Regions from separate parts of the Homo sapiens genome. Here region 2 is linked to region 1. Evidence: chromatin contacts called from ENCODE Hi-C or POLR2A ChIA-PET data. All regions are on one chromosome and are shown on one strand. Each heading gives the region's core, a stretch centred on a gene start or an enhancer-like site at or near the end of the contact. The rest is flanking DNA. Distances are from core to core; before and after follow the strand shown.

Evidence for each region. A loop is a pair of places that touch in the nucleus more often than their neighbours do. ChIA-PET counts read pairs that join two places held with the same protein, here RNA polymerase II (POLR2A). Pooled maps may share reads with other maps.
Region 2: a map of CD8-positive, alpha-beta T cell shows a loop between it and region 1 (8-fold over the local background). The contact joins two enhancer-like sites. A Hi-C loop is called at or near these places in 20 of 168 maps with a recorded cell type or tissue (CD4-positive, alpha-beta T cell, CD4-positive, alpha-beta memory T cell, CD8-positive, alpha-beta T cell and 14 more), 24 of 37 single-sample maps with no recorded cell type and 29 of 50 pooled maps. POLR2A ChIA-PET finds 5 or more read pairs at or near these places in 17 of 52 experiments (AG04449, AG04450, BJ and 12 more).

What each region holds. Positions count from the first base shown.
Region 1 is chr17:2,241,745-2,246,859 of GRCh38, forward strand. It overlaps SMG6 (SMG6 nonsense mediated mRNA decay factor), which reads right to left. Exons shown (of 19, transcript NM_017575.5): 9 at 2,914-2,975. Among named protein-coding and RNA genes, the nearest start is that of SMG6, 59 kb to the right of the region's middle. RefSeq lists an enhancer at 3,243-3,292. Within about 2 kb of position 3,172, at least 22 of the 41 ENCODE cell types and tissues checked have a DNase peak (open chromatin) inside an H3K27ac peak, as active enhancers do.
Region 2 is chr17:2,279,629-2,284,743 of GRCh38, forward strand. It overlaps SMG6 (SMG6 nonsense mediated mRNA decay factor), which reads right to left. Exons shown (of 19, transcript NM_017575.5): 7 at 3,997-4,107; 8 at 3,019-3,231. Among named protein-coding and RNA genes, the nearest start is that of SMG6, 22 kb to the right of the region's middle. Within about 2 kb of position 2,868, at least 2 of the 41 ENCODE cell types and tissues checked have a DNase peak (open chromatin) inside an H3K27ac peak, as active enhancers do.

The DNA.
Region 1 (5,115 bases), core at 1,922-4,421:
ATGTGTCAAAATATAAGAATTTTAGAAGTGGAGGGGAAATCAGGGTGTTTAGCTACTGCATAACCTGATAAAAATATATCCTAAATGTTCCTACATTCTGCACCAAGATTTATAACTTTTTTATTCCCAAAAGTCTCTAACAGGGCAAGAAATATCTAGAGTAGTGGTTTTCAGTGAGGGGCAACTTTGTCTCCCAGGGAACACGTGGCAATGTCTGGAGACATTCTGAGTCAGCACATTTGGTGCACAGTGGGAAGAAGGCAGGGATGCTGCCAAGTATCCTACAACGCACAGGACAGCCCCTCACAGCAGAGTCATCTGGCTCAAAATGTCGACAGCACCAAGGGTTGGGAAATCCTGACTTAGGGCAACATGGTACGGGAAAATTTAAAGAACAAACATAGGCAAAGGAAAAAAGGAGAGAAAACACTGAGTGAAAAGTAGTAAAGGAGAGAAAGGTGAAAAAACGAGAATAAAAGATAAATAGGCCGGGCGCGGTGGCTCACACCTGTAATCCCAGCACTTTGGGAGGCTGAGGCGGGTGGACCACGAGGTCAGGAGATCGAGACCATCCTGGCTAACGTAGTAAAACCCCATCTCTACTGAAGATACAAAAAAAAAAAAAAAAAAAAAAAATTAGTCGGGCATGGTGGCAGGCACCTGTAGTCCCAGCTACTCGGGAGGCTGAGGCAGAAGAATGGCATGAACCCGGGAGGCGGAGCTTGCAGTGAGCGGAGATCGCGCCACTGCACTCCAGCCTGGGCGACAGAGCGAGACTTCGTCTCAAAAAAAAAAGATAAATAAGCCATCTGTGGTGGTGTGAGCATGCAGTCCCAGTGACACGGGAGGCTGAGCCACGAGTTCAAGGCTATAGTGCGGTATGATCACACCTGTGAATAGCCACTGCACTTCAGCCTGGGTAACACAGACAGGCTCCATCTCTTTAAAAAAAAAAAAAAAAAAAAAAAAAAAAGAATAAGAAAGAAGCAGGAGTACCATCAACTGTCACTTTAAGTGTAGCACAATGGTATTTCCTACTCGGATGTGTTATTTTTAAGATGATACCGATATCATCTTATCCACCTTCAACCTTGTAACTACAGCCTTACATTACTCACTAGTGATTGTCTTGGGTCTACAGTAACCTACTAGAATACTACATATTTCTCTGCAGTGCTTAGCAATCCATCCGTCTTTTTATAATTCATTCATTTGTACAACAAATACTACATGCCAGGCTCTAGGAACACAACAGTGAGGCAAAAACTGCCAGAGTGGAACTTAAACTGGTGGCAGTGGCAGTGGCAGGACGGGGGAGGTGGGAGGCAGGAGATGGGACCAGTGATGCATCTAGTTTACTTTGCCTAAGTGAATGTCTCCACCTGTTATGTCTACAGATAGAGATTCATCTACTGGTACCTTGTCCAATTTTCCCAAGTCATTTTGAAATCCAAACTATGCTTGCAATGACCATCACTATCATTCTTACCCAGGTTGATACCAAATGAATATGTAATAAGCACACTTTCTAGTCCACCGCCCGTGGAGCAGAGTTTCTTCCAGTGGAACCAAGCCTTTCCGCTTCTCAAAAAAGTTAACTACAACGGTATGTGGAAACTGACATAGCCCCTACCTCCACTAAGAGAGCCTTCTAGGCCGGGCGTGGTGGTTCACGGCTGTAATCCCAGCACTTTGGGAGGGCGAGGCAGGTGGATCACATGAGGTCAGGAGTTCAAGACCAGCCTGGCCAATATGGTGAAACCCCATCTCTGCTAAAAATGCAAAAATTAGCCAGACGCGGTGGCATGTGCCTGTAATCCCAGCTACTTGGGGGGCTGAGGCAGAAGAATCACTTGAACTCAGAGGGCAGAGGTTGCAGAGAGTCGAGTCATGCCGCTGCACTCCAGCCTGGGCAAGAGAGCAAGGCTCTGTCTCAAAAAAAAGCCTTCTAGAGAATTACAGATAAACTTACGAAGTTATGACGGGAAGTGAAAGGGAAACATTGACAATAACTGGGGTATTCATAATTCAAAACAAATCACCCCAAAGGGTAGCTCACAATACAACTTCCAACTCAGAAAATATTAGAATCCAGTAGAAAACTGGTCTAGTGGAAGACTGGTCTGGGGGCACTGCCACCTACTACTTTCTTCACTCTCCTATACTCAGGGAGATCCTATACTAAAGAGGCACCAGGCATCCATCTGCTCTGGCGTGTAGGCATTACGTTGGGCTTAGGATCACTAGTTTTATGCAGAGAGGAAGAACTCGGATCCATCCAAGGAATAAAGGAATACTCAAAACTCGATCTGTTTCCAGGAATTTAAGCAGTCAAGTGTTAGTTTTGCACACACTACCTTCCCTGAGATGTCTATGGAAATCCATGGTGGATGATGAAACCGTAAGAGGCTTGGTATCTAATGAGATCAGCAATATGGCAAAGGAATCTGAGCATAGGAGGAAAGGATATGGGTCAAAAGGATATAGAAAGAAAATGTTACTCTTATTTTTGATGGAAAAGTAGTGGACAGTATTCTTCCCAAGGAGGACCCCCTGACAGCTGCACCCAGGGATTTAGCACAACTGCCCTGAGGCACTCACTAGGGACCTAAGCCGGAAGGCAGAGGAAAGAGAAACCCAGAGGGACTGGGGTGGGGGCTGGGACAAGATTGTATTTAAAGGAGTGTTTTAGTAAAGGTAGAGAAAGAAGAAACAAGAGAGATAGAGAGTAATATTTACCAAATTTCATGAGCACAGTAGGACAGAAGATGAAGGGAAGAGAAGAGAAGGTGGAGGCCTCTAAGAATTCACACCCTGTGCCCTCAGTTACAAACACAGTCCAGTTGCTAACAATATTAAATTCCAAAATGACTTGTAATGTAGGAAAATAAAATAAACATCCTGCACACTTACCCAATCCGGGTAAACAGCTTCCCATGGGCATGGAGAAAACTGAGGATGAACCTTTTGTTCAGCTGCATGGGAAAAAGGGAGAGGAGAAAACAATTAAACTTTCCCCAGTTTCCTGTTACTGAACAGAGTCCCCAGTGACACAATAACCTGGCCAGGGTCTAAGGGGTGGGCACTAGGGATGGGAACCAAATGGACATGCCCAAACTCTCACAGACCCAGGGCACATGCCCAACAGCTGCCGCTCAGCTGAGCCAAGATGACAACAGGCTCAGTGAGCAGACAGCACCCTCTGCCGGCAGTGGCACCTGTGTGCAGGGGATGAGGCGGTGAATCCTAATAAGCAGGATATAAAGAAAGGTGCCCACAGCTCTCTGAGGATCTAGGAGCCACTCCGGCTCCATAATCATGGAAATGAAACTCTAACAGGAGCAAGGATAATAGTGAAGGCCCTGGTTCTATTTGGGTTATTTTTCTACCTACCTAGCTAGGAAAGCAGGACTCTTTGACAACCAAGAGCAAGGTAACCCACCACTAACTAGCTCATCAAATTGTACTTCACCAGCTTTAAAAACTAGAGTTCATGTTCTAGGTCTGGAGTTGAAAATTCAAGTGTCTAAAGGGCTAGGCGTGAAGTATGCTGATGGAGACAGTAGCAAGCTATGACTATTCCACTCCAGTTTTGGCCAAATCCTCTATGTAGGCCCAAGCTGGAAACTGCAATCTGGGTTTTTTTGTTTTTGTTTTTTGAGACAGAATCTTGCTCTGTCACCCAGGCTGGAGTGCAGTGGTATGATTTCAGCTCACTGCAACCTCCACCTCCCAGTTCAAGCAATTCTCGTGTCTCAGCCACTCAAGTAGCTGGGATTACAGGCATGCACCCCCATAATCGGCTAATTTTTGTATTTTTAGAAGAGACGGGGTTTTGCCATGTCGGCCAGGCTGGTCTCCAACTCCTGGCCTCAAGTGATCCACCTGCTTTGGCCTCCCAAAGTGCTGGGATTACAGGCATGAGCCACTGCACCCAGCATGTTTTGTTGTTTTGAGACAGGGTCTCACTCTGTCGCCCAGACTGGAGCACAGTGGTGTGATCACAGCTCACTGCAACCTCAACCTCCTGGGCTCAAGTGATCCTCCTGCCTCAGCCTCCTGAGTAGCTGGGACTACAGGTATGTGTCACCACACCTAGCTAATTTTTAATTTTTTGTAGAGAGGAGTTCTCAATACGTTGCCCAGACTGGTCTCAAAATCCTGGGCTCAAGCAATCCTCCTGCCTCAGCCTCTCAAAGTGCTGGGATCACAGAGGTGAGAGTCACTGCACCTGGCTGAATCTGGATTTTTATGTGAAATACTCTGGCTTTTACATGTTGGCTACTAATGAAAATAATTTAAGCATTAAAGAAGCCAAAAAACACATTTGCCAGCTACATCTGGCCCATGAGCCACCAATTTACAATCGTGGTTCAAGGTTCTAGAAAATCTACTTCCATTGAAACCAAACTATTTCTCAGCAAAACAAGGGAGGGAAAAAAATTTCAATTCAAATCCAAAGCAAGTAGAAACAATCTAAAAACTAAACCTCCTTGTCATCTTCCCTGGTCTCCTAGAAGCAGTATATTCAGGGCTCTGTAGCCAGCCAGGAAGAGAAGTGAAGAATCTTGACCCCAGGATCCCAGTGGTCAGGGCAAGGAGTCCAGTATCGCTGGGCAGTCTGCCCCACAAGGAGAAAGTCCCTGTTTAATCCTCTGACAAAACAGAACATCAATCAAGCTATGGCAGTTCCATCTATTTCATATGGAAGCCAAGTGTGGGAAAAGAGGTACATTCTCACTTAACCAATGATCAACATCAAACTCTGCATAGAATGTTCACTCTATTTTTGCTTTAAATGAGTTACACTCATTTAATTTATAGATAAAAAGCTCAGAATATTTCATTGAAGATAACCTGTCTATACAGCAAGGTGAGTCAGGGCCAGGGACACTGGGTTCCATCAACAGAATGGAAGAGGCCGGGTGCAGTGGCTCATGCCTGGAATCCCAGCACTTTGGGAGGCCATGGCAGGTGGATCAATTGAGGTCAGGAGTTCAAGACCAGCCTGGCCAACACGGTGAAACCCCGTCTCTACTAAAAATACAAAAATTAGCTGGGTGTGGTGGCAGGTGCCTGTAATGCCAGCTACTTGGGAGGCTGAGGCAGGAGAAT
Region 2 (5,115 bases), core at 1,618-4,117, 38 kb after region 1:
AGAGAAGTGGATGGCTTCAAGTTACGATTAGGAGGTGGACTCAACAGTATCCACCTCCTAATACCAGGTGGTACTGACTGGATGTGGGGACAGAGGAAAGGAACATGTCAAGCACGACTCCAGTCGCTCACAGGAGAACTTCTCACACTCTAGACTCCAGCCATACTGAACTACTCGCAGTTCCTGAAGCCTCCATGCCTCATCCACATTTTCATGCCTCCAAGTAGAAATGCCTTTACGACATCTTTAAGCTGCAAAATGCGGCCTCGCCCCAGCCTTCCCTAACCATGACTGGATTAGGTGTTCCAACTGCATGCTCCCACGGCCTCTCATGCTTGCCTTTATCACAGTACTTACCACACGGAACTATAATGACACACCTATGTCTTCCTCACGTGACCAAGTGCTCTTTGAGGTTAAAAATCATTTTTGGTTATTTTAATTTCTCTATCCTCAATGCTTACTTCTTATCAATGTGTGTGTTCCAAGGAACAGAGAAAGCAAGCTAAGCTCTTGGGACCTACTGTGAGAGAAAAAAAAGAATATAGGAAGCTAACTTGGGCCTAAGAAAGCAGGTAAAAATGGCAGTGTGGTTTCCTGGATAGATAAATGAAAAGTTATGAAACTGCAGATTTCTTTTTCTTTTTTTTTTGAGACAAAGTCTGGCTTCTTTGCCCAGGCTGGAGTGCAGTGGCACGATCTCGGCTCACTGCAACCTCCGCCTCCCGGGTTCAAGCAACTCTCCTGCCTCAGCCTCCCGAGTAGCTGGGATTACAGGAGTGCGCTGCCACGCCCAGCTAATTTTTTTGCATTTTTAGTAGAGACAGGGTTTCACCATGTTGGCCAGGCTGGTCTCGAACTCCTGACCTTGTGATCTGCTCGCCTCGGCCTCCTAAAGTGCTGGGATTACAGGCGTAAGCCACCGCGTCAGGCCAGAAACTGCAGATTTCTTCGAGGGCTGGTAGCCTAAAATGAAAAGCTCAAACTCAAAGATTTAAATTTAAAGAAAATTAAGGGTAATAGTTACCCAAGGATGATGTACAAACTAAAAATATATAGTTTCATCAATAGTTTAGAAAACAAATTACCACGTTGTAGTCTACCTACAAGAATTTAAAGTTTTTACCAAAAATATATTCATCTATTATTTGTATAATTAGAAATAAAATGGGACAGACATGATACACCTCATGCCTGTAATCCCAGATCTTTGGGAGGCCACGGGAGGACTGCTTGAGGCCAGGAGTTTGAGACCAGCCTGCGCAACAGGGCAAGTCTCCATCGCTACAAAAAATTAGCTGGGTGTGGTGGCATGTGCCTGTAGTCCTAGCAACTCAGGAGGCTGAGGCAGGAAAATCACTGGAACTCAGGATTTCGATCGCATCACTGCACTCTGGCCTGAGCAACAGAGACCGACCCTGTTTTTGATTGTATTCATTTATTTTTTGGAAGGCAGAGTCTCACTCATCACTCAGGCTGCAGTGCAGTGGTGCAGCCTTGACGCTCTTGGGCTCATTCTTGACTTTTTTGAGACAGGGTCTTGCTCTGGCACCTACGCTGGATCATAGCTCATGACATCCTTGAACTCCTGGACTCAAGCAATCCTCCTGCCTCAGACTCCTGAGTAGCTAGAACTAGAGGCCCGCATCACCATGCCCAGCCAATTTTGAAAATTTTTTTACAGAGACAGAAGCCTCGTTTTGTTGACCAGGCTGGTACTGAATTCCTAGGCTCCAGCGAACCTCCTGCCTTGGCCTCCCAAAGTGCTGGGATTACAGATGGGAGCCACCACACCAGACCTTGACTCTTTCTTCTCCCTGAGCTCCCCACGTTCAACCAAGTCTTTTGGATTCTACTGTAATAATATGACTTGTGTCTGTTCACTTCTTCCCACCTCCAAAGCCATTTCTTGGTTCAAGTCTTTTTCATATCTCACTTGGAACTACCGCAGCACCCTCCTTGTCTCCTATTTCTAGTCTTACTCTTCTCCAAACATTTTACAAAGCGGCCAGGGTTTATTTCTGAAGAGCAGATGTTATTCCCCTATTTAAAGCATCCAATAGCTTCCTACTATTTTCAGGATAAAGGTCAAATAATTTATCATATGACCCTTCAACATCTAGCCCCAGCTTACACCACCCACTGGGTGAATTTTACCCTTAAGGCGCAACGAACCAGCCACTGCAGTTTTCCACCTACCGTGCTCTCTCTCCCCCAGCCAGCCTCAGCCCTTTGCATATGCTATTTCCTTTGCCTGGGAATCACTTTACCACCTCCCTTTCCTTCTCAAGCTAACTCCTACTTGTTCTTTATACTTCAATTGACCAATGGCTGCTTTGGTCCCATGGCTATGTGCTCTCATATACTGGGTGTGCACCCCAAAAACAGAAGTAATTACAATGTTAAGTCTCTTGCGTCCTCCACTAGAATGCACTGAGACAGCAAGAGATCTTGTTCACTGTTATCTTTAGTGACTGGCACACTGTCGATAATTACTTACTGAGTCAATGAAGAGGAGAAATCTTCTAAACAAGCCTGTGATTTTTCTACTGTCATTTCTCCTGGCTTAAAGGAAAAAGTCCCCGCCCAAGAGTTATAAGAGGATATCCCATAGAAAGCCCATCACAAATCAGACTAACTAACCTATCCATGCTACTTTAGTTCATTCTCGGAATATAAGGTCAACCAAGAGGAAAAGATAAGTACAAAATCCCACATAGAATCCTAAAGCATCATGTTGATGACGCTGAACAAAAAGCAGCAAAAAAAAAAAAAAAAAAAAAAAAATTCTAATCCTACTTTTACTAAATTCTGCAGTGACACATAGTGGTGAGAGAGGGAAGTACATAATAAAGATAAAGGAAGCGTACATGAGAAGGGAAAAGACCATCAGGGAGCCTCAAGTGGTTTGTCTTCCTTGCAATCAGTGGGAAGTATCTGTGCCTCACAGCTGTATGAACCAGGGCACCCAGGCTTACTGAGCTAGTTTGGCTCATTGCATCATTCTCAGGAACTTACATCACTGGGACTCAGGCTGCCCAGCCCATTCTCTTGCTCAGAATCCTTCCCAGACTCAGTGCCCTGGGAAGACCGTGGATGGGATGGATGAATCCAGATCTCCAGGCGAGTGGTGTCATCTCCAACATGCCGGAAAGTAGACTTCTTTCCTTTCCGCCACTGGTCAGGGCTCAGGTCAAATTCCTCATGTTGCTTCTTTTCCATCTGTTCTGCCTATATAACATACAAACACATTAGCTCATGGCCTGGTGTGGTGGCTCACGCCTGTAATCCCAGCACTTAGAGATGCGGAGGCAGGCGGATCACTTGAGGTCAGGAGTTTGAGACCAGCCTGACCAACATAGTGAAACCCTGTCTCTACTAAAAATACAAAATTAGCTGGGTGTGGTGGCGCATATCTGTAATCCTAGCTACTCGGGAGGCTGAGGCATGAGAATCACTTAAATCCGGGAGGCAGAGGTTGCAGTGAGCCAAGATCGCATCACTGCACTCCAGTCTGGGCAACAAGAGCGAAACTCTGTCTCAAAAACAAAAAACACACATGAGCTCAGACTTTCCTGAGACTCAGCTTACAAAGAGAAAAGCCTCACCTCACCGGTATTTATTTGACAATAAAAATACTGTACCACAGTCCCAAAGTAGCAGAGTGTCATCTGCTTTGTTTCATATAGTTATTAATTCTGTAGACTGAAGGCTGTAGAGCACGTACATGTACATCCAAGGGCCCCTGAAAGCTCTCCTGAAGATCACAGTTTTGTTCTGCACAGGGGCTGACCAACTACCCACCAGCACAGTCTGATGGGACCATTTAAGGACACTATGAGTCATTCCCCGAGGACACACAGACACTGAGCAATAACTGCACCTTGGATAAACCTCACTGGCTACGATCCTGCCGGTGCGCAGAGCTAGGGCACACCAACACTCAGGGAAATGCACTATTCGAGGAAGGAAGGGTTCTGCCACATCCCCACTCACCTTCCGCTTGGTCTCTTCAAACAAGCTCATGAGACTCTCCTTGGCAGTCAGGATAGGGTTGCTGGCAGCTAAACTGCGCATATAGTAATAGACAGCGTCAAGCTTCCTCCTCTGTGGAAAGAGGCCAGAGACATTCAGTCAACCAATTCTCGTCCTAACTCCAGCAAGAGGCAGCTGACTCAGGAAACCCTACTATCTCTCCCAGCCTGTCTCCCAAACTGAGAGGAATCCCAACAACAAAATCAGAAATGCTATCCACAGGAGAAGCCATTGCAATTACATCACAGATCTCTTCTTGCACAGTATTATATCTTACATGCAGAGGTGCTCCAAGAACCAAGTACTCATAAGGAGAGAAAGGAATAAACAGGCTCTTAAAATATAAACAGAAATTACATCTTGTTCTTAGAAAAAGCATGATGTTCAATTCACTTTATATTTCCTGTTCTTATCAGAGAGTCAGTATGCTATAATGAAATCACGAAATTACAAGCCAGACAGACCTTGGTCCAAATACTGGCTAATCCAGGAGTTGACTCGGAAACTTTGGACAAAAGACTCCAAGATTATTACATTATTATGTAATAATCTTCCTGAGTTCCTATATCCTCAACATTACAATGGGAGTAATAATACCCAATGGAGGAGTATCCTCAGGTTTACAAAGTGTTGTCCACTGTCTCACACTTAACTGTACTTAATCAATGATGTTGCCATTGTTATTGATAATTTTTTAAAATAAATAAGTAGCTGAGTTGAACATTTTATGGATATTATTCAAGAAATTCAGCAAGTCTATTTATAAGCAATTAATAGGGAAAAGAAGAAGTAAAGAAAAAGGAAGTGGGTCAGAAAGAAGGAAAAAGGAAAACATTGAAACAAAGGCAGAAAGAATATCCAAAAGGCTTTCTCACTTTTTCTCCAACTTCATGTACATTTTCAATGTTTTCCATAACTGTTTCAAAATACATTTAAAATGCTAGCTTCTCTCTCTCCCCAGCGTCTACCCATTCTTCAAAACTCCTATCTTATATTCACCTGGCATGGCTAGAGGTGCAGGTTCTAAGGTCAGTGCCTGAGTCTGAATTCGGTCTTGCATTTATTAGGTATGACACAGCA